Regions from separate parts of the Mus musculus genome. Here region 2 is linked to region 1. Evidence: chromatin loops called from intact Hi-C (ENCODE). Cell type or tissue: heart. All regions are shown on one strand. Each heading gives the region's core, and the rest is flanking DNA. Links, peaks and the distances in the headings are about the cores only. Region 1 has its middle 6.3 kb from the start of Adap1. Region 2 has its middle 19 kb from the start of Gm46926.

Evidence for each region. Peaks named below come from ENCODE experiments on the same cell type or tissue, not always from the same donor. Only the 100,000 strongest peaks of a DNase experiment are listed, where the experiment ranks them.
Region 2: it touches region 1 in a loop (2.0-fold over the local background); 2 of 42 quality-filtered maps call a loop at or near these places.

The regions. Positions count from the first base shown.
Region 1 is chr5:139,330,355-139,333,159 of GRCm38, reverse strand. No RefSeq gene overlaps it. Among named protein-coding and RNA genes, the nearest start is that of Adap1, 6.3 kb to the right of the region's middle. In heart, for the core only: a CTCF peak has its summit at 1,277 (motif pointing left); a DNase peak (open chromatin) is centred at 1,239; H3K27ac peaks cover 684 bases; H3K27me3 peaks cover 1,054 bases.
Region 2 is chr5:139,686,376-139,689,180 of GRCm38, reverse strand. No RefSeq gene overlaps it. Among named protein-coding and RNA genes, the nearest start is that of Gm46926, 19 kb to the right of the region's middle. In heart, for the core only: a CTCF peak has its summit at 1,296 (motif pointing right); no DNase peak of the experiment used is centred there; H3K4me3 peaks cover 272 bases; H3K27ac peaks cover 278 bases; H3K27me3 peaks cover 2,336 bases.

The DNA of each region.
Region 1 (2,805 bases), core at 287-2,786:
GAGAAGAGACGCCCACCTGCTGTCCCATAGAGCTCCAGGCCCCTGGCCACCATAGTGTGAGCTGTGTACTCAAGGCCAGCCCTGAGGTGGGATGTGTAACCTAGTCAGATGGCAATGTCCCTGTGCTGACAGAGGATGGGACAATGTCTCCCTGGTGTTCCCTCTGCTATCTGGGTCTGAGGAACCTGTCCTGAGCATTTGCCCTGAAGGCGCCTCCAGCCTCCACTGCACCCTCAGGGCTCTTTAGAACGGGACCCCTTTCACCACACCTCTGACTAGCAACCTGATCTGGTTGGGCCTCACCTTGTTCTTCCTCTCAGAGGGCCCTGTACCACCTTCTTTTGTACCAGAGAGAAGCCTGTCCCCACCCCAGTCCAAAGGACAAAGGAGCTGGGGCCCAGCCTGGTCTGGAGAGCAGTGTGGAGCCACTAGCAGAGATAAGAGTGGAGGGCCAGGCACACATGCTCGCCAACTGGAGACCAGGGCTAGGGTCAGAAGGGAAACCTCATGCCCCACCGTGGGCAGGAATAGGGCCCCAGCTGAGGCTGTGGGGGGCACAGGAAACCTGGGATCCACCAGGCCTGGCCAGGACACAGTAGCAGTATTAGCCATGTAGGTATCAAGAGTGTTTGGCCATGGTGACACCAACCAGTCTGCACCCCACAGCACAGGGTCAGCTACCACCCAACTCGCCTCAAGTCCAATCAGCCCACTCAAAATTGTCACCATGATTTTGTCCCAAGTGCCAGCCAGGCCCGAGAGGTATTCAGCCAGGACTCAAGGGCAGCAGGACACTGTCTCATGGTCCCGTCTCACACACAGCCTTTGTGAGGACTCTGCAGCAGGGGCACAGCTTCCGGTCTTGCTCGGTGTTAGATTTAAAGAATTGGAGAGACCCTGGCTCAGACCACCTGGTGGGAACTGGCTCAGCAGGACTCTGAGATGCTTCATGCCAGCAATGCATCTGGACCCAGGAGCTGACCCTAGGTCCTGAGTTCGAACCTGGGAATCAAGCCTCAAGCATTGGGTGGCAGGAGAGGACAGGGTGTGGTTCCACGCACCTGTGATCACAGAGGCAGGTGGCTCACTGAGTTCGAGCCCAGCTTGGTCTATATAATGAGTTCCAGAATAGCCAGGAATATAGAGAGGACCTGTCTCTACTCTTACCAACCCCTCCCATCCCCCACTAATATCAAGGAAGAAGGAAACTGTCCTTCGCAACAGCGGTGCTGGCACCTGGAGAAAGGAAACGCTGTGTTTTATCTCCCCCTGCTGGCAAGTGTTGGCATTGCAGCCCTTGCGAGGGTCACTTGGAGGACACTGCCTTGAGCTTTCTTCAACTTTTCCTTGAGACGGAGCCAGTTTGCATGAAACCTTAAAATCTGCTGCTCAGGAGCAGTTTCTGCCAGGGCCGGGAGAAGGGGAGGGTCTTCTGGCATTTTGTCAGGAGCCTGTGATCCCAGAGCAGGTATGTGCACACAGCTCCAGAAGGCCCTTCATTCCTTGTCTTTTTGAGGGCCATGAATCATTGCCTCTGTCTACCTGTCACTCTTGTGGCTGCTCCCTATGAAGCAAACCGTGCCCCCCATCTCTCTCTCTCTCTCTCCTCTCTCTCTCTCTCTCTCTCTCTCTCCCCATTTATCTATCTACAGACAGAATTTCATATAGTCCAGACTGGCCAAACTTGCTATGTGCTATGTTGCTGAGGCTGACCTTGAACTCCTGATCCTCCTGCCTTCATCTCTCCAGTCCTGGGATTTCAGGGATCTTCCACCATACCCAAAGTATGTGTGCTGGGGTGATATCCTGGGCTTCTTGCACGCTGGGCAAGCACTCTACTGACTAGGCTACATTCCAAGCTTGAAAGAAGAATTCTAAATTCCCCACAAGTCCATTCTGTGAACCCTAGCATTCACGGCTGCCATGCCCTCTGCCCCACCCGTGTCTATCTATTATCCTTCAGGATAACTCCAAAGTGCTCCCTCTTAAACCAGCTTGGTCCCAGGTGAGGTGCTTTGAACCACTCCTGTCTGGAATCAGGGGTCCCTTGGCCCGGTCTCTTGGCTGTGGGAGAATCATGACCTGGCAGCCGGTGCCAGGCTCTCAGTAACATTTGCTGTCTCCTTTAAGGCTCCCTGGAGCAGGACTCCTTGGAAACACTCCTCGCTGCAGATCAACTTTCCACTGGGTTTTTCGGTTTCTGTTGTGAGAACAAAATGCTGTCTGTGGGGGCGGGGTGGGAGCAGAGTGGGGTGGGGCTGTGCTGATGCAGCGCTGGCTACCAGAGATGCTTTGGGGGAGCAGTAGCTTCAAACAGGGATGTTTTAAAAGCCCTTGCTCCCACATTCCAGTCTCCCATCACCTGCATCCGACCCTCTGTGGGAGGAAATCTCCAAACCCTGCTCTCCTGCCCCAGCCCCAGCCCCAGCCCCAGCCCCAGCCCCAGCCCCAGCCCCAGCCCCAGCCCCAGCCCCATCTCTGAGAAAGAGTGAAGGCAGTTAGAGGCTAGCTGAAATAAATGAAACTATGTCTCAAAACGAGTAAATAGGCAAAACCAAATGCATTTTGGGCCAGCCTAGACTACATGAGAGCAAGGTTTAAAACAAAATACATCATTCTGTATGCTAATTGAAAGGGATTTTTAAAAAAAATCAAATCCTGTTGGTCATGATGACTGTGACCCAGCAAGGCCACTCCTGAGGGAATCAGTCTGGTGGGGGGTGGAGTGGGAGCGGGCAATCTTCACTACAAGGGATAGGGGATCCTGCTCCCAAGCATACAGGGTTGTACCTGGGGCATTGGACA
Region 2 (2,805 bases), core at 8-2,507, 360 kb before region 1:
CTCAGGGGTAGCCCAGCCAAGTGTTAAGCGTCTGTGGTGTGTGTGCTCTGTCTCCTTCCCCAGTGTGTGACCAGGGTCCTGGACCTGACGATAAGGTATGGCTGGTCCATGTTTAAAGCTCTGCTGACTCGTGTTGGAAGTCACTTCCCAACTGTCATCATAGAAGCCTCCATTTTTCTGTCTTTAAAATGGGTAGGTGATGGCTGGCTCTGGGCATGGAATGTCACAGCAAGATGAACACTGTACCAGCAATACCATGGGCCTCTGAGGCTTGCTGGAAACAAGCCAGAAGGCTACTCCTCCTCTGTCCTCGTCCCCAGGCTAGGTTTCCCAGATGAAGATCAGAGAGGTTAAGCAACTACCAAAGATCACAGAGTCTGTTGCTGAGAAGGGAGCCGTGTGTAACGGGGTCCTTAGATGATGTGGTGGAAGGTGAATGGGAGAGCCATGAAAGCAGAGACCTGGGCGGGGGGCGCTGGACAAGGACATGGGGAGGCCTGTTCAAGGTCATGCTTATCAGCTACAGTGCCAAGCTGGGTCCACCCCGACCCCCAGGTGCAGCCGGAGTCCCGTCCAGCCACAGTTCTTGGCAGTTGCTCTCAACAACAGCAGGCGTTGCCCGGATCCAGCTGGGTTGGCACACGGGCCAGCACCATCTGTCCCTTACCCTCCATCTGAGATGCCCGCCCTGAGTGAGGCCACAGGCGTATAGGAGGGCTGTGGTCGGCGTTAGATGGGAGCATTAAACTTCCTGCCAGTGACAGCCATAGGTGCTGTGGGATCCCATGAGGGACAGGGCCACCTCAGACCCAGCCCTGCCACAGCCTGCCCTGTAAAGACTTCTGCTAACACATCCAGGGTGTGGGAAGAACATGGGACATAGACATTGTAGCTTCTATCCCATACACAGCATGGGTGGGGAAACTGAGGCACATGTATCTAGAACTTCTAGAATGCCACGCAGAAAAGTTGAAACCACAAGCTGGGACCATCCACCGCATTCATTGACTCCCGACTGAAGATTCTTACAGCCCTCCCCTAAGTGCCCCGACTTGGAATATTATTTAACCGGTGGGTGACAGGTCGGATTGCTGCTGGGTGGCAGGGTGAGCTCATTTGGTTGCTTTCAACTGAGGTCATCTTAAGCTACCTATTTTCGCCTCAGTTTCCTGATCAGTAAAATGGAATCAACGAATAAATGGTCAAATGACACACTGAGAAGCCTCATGTTGGCTTTACGTTTTGGGCAATAGCCCCCAAGTCCAGTCAGTTGAGCAGCACCGAGTGCGGCCTGCAGGTGGCGCTGCGGCGTTTCTAAGAGCGCGGATTTCTACGGGGTGGTGGCCCTGCGGGTGTCCCAGAAGTAGTGCAAGGGGCATGCTTACCTAAGCCACACACCCAGGGATGCCTGCATGACGGTCCAGGGCACCTGGCTGAACCACCTTGAAGACCTGCTTTAGGCTGTTGTGCCCTGGGCCTGCCATGCCTCATCTGGGACCACATTGGGGATCTGGTGTCCTGGGCTCCAGAGGCATCAGCAGAAAACTGTGTGCTTGCTCGGAGGCCTGACAGGAGGGTACTGGCTGGCTTGCCACAGATGAGGCCCACAGGGCTGTGAGATCGCTGGCTCAAGTGGTGACTTCAAGAGGTGCACAGTGCCATCACTTCTGTGACTAGAAGTGGTGGGGGCTCCCCTGGACAGCTAGTGGCCTCGGGTAGAAGGATTCTGGATCCCCGTCCTCCTTAGACCCTTTGGTAATAAGTAATTGCTTCCTAAGGAGTACAGCATGGTGTCTGGAGGGCCAGGGAAGAACCCAGAACTGCAAGCATCTCTCAGCCTCATTGTCTCTATCTGTGCTTTGGGGTGGGAGATTATCTTGGCTTCCCCTCCCCACCCCCATTCCCCATCCCAGGACAGATGGCAAGCTCTGTCCCTGTATCGCTATCTGCCTGCACTGAGTCCAGCCTAGTCCTTCTTACCTCACAGGCAGGCTTCACACAACCCTACTAAAGGGGAGGACCCTCCCACAGCACAGGACTGCCCCGCCCTTTACAGGACTGTCCCACCCACTGCATAGTATCGCTCCACCCATTGTACAGGACTGCTCCGCCCACAGCACAGGACAAATCCCTCCCCGTACTCTGAGGAAGCCTGGACTTGCAAGGCCCACAGGCACTGGCCTGGGCTTGCAGAGTGTGCAGCCTGAGCGCACCCTAAGTGCGCAGAGGGGACACAGGCCGGGAAAAGAGCCGCGTGTGCACGCAGCATCTGGGTGTGTGCAGGGAACTGTTGGAGCACCCGGCTCTGCAGCGACGTTCCTTAATTAGATTCTGGGAACCAGACACACAAACAAAAGATATTAATATCAAGCGGCGCCGCATCAATCGCAGTTTACACAGATCAGAGAGTGGTTTGGGTGCAAAGAGGTTGTAGCGTGACAGGTTGTTACTTTACAAGTTGGGGGTGGAGGACACGTGGTAGGCCCGACTGCATCTACTCTGAGAGGAAGTTGGCTGGGGCTGAGGTTGGGGAGGAGGGTGGCATTCAAGGCTGTGCCAGGGCCTAGCTGCCACAGAGACCTGGGTAGCTCAGGGAGGGGTTAGATATCCATTTAGCCAATTCACAGCAACTGTAGTAAGCCCTGGTATCCAGCGACTAGGACCTCATTTTCAATTTATTTATTTGCTTTTTTTCCTTTTTGAGAAAGGGCCTCATACAGCCCAGAATGGCCTCAAACTAGTGATGGAGCCAATGATGACCTTAAACCCCTGATCCTGCCACCCTCTCCTCCTAAATGCTGAGGT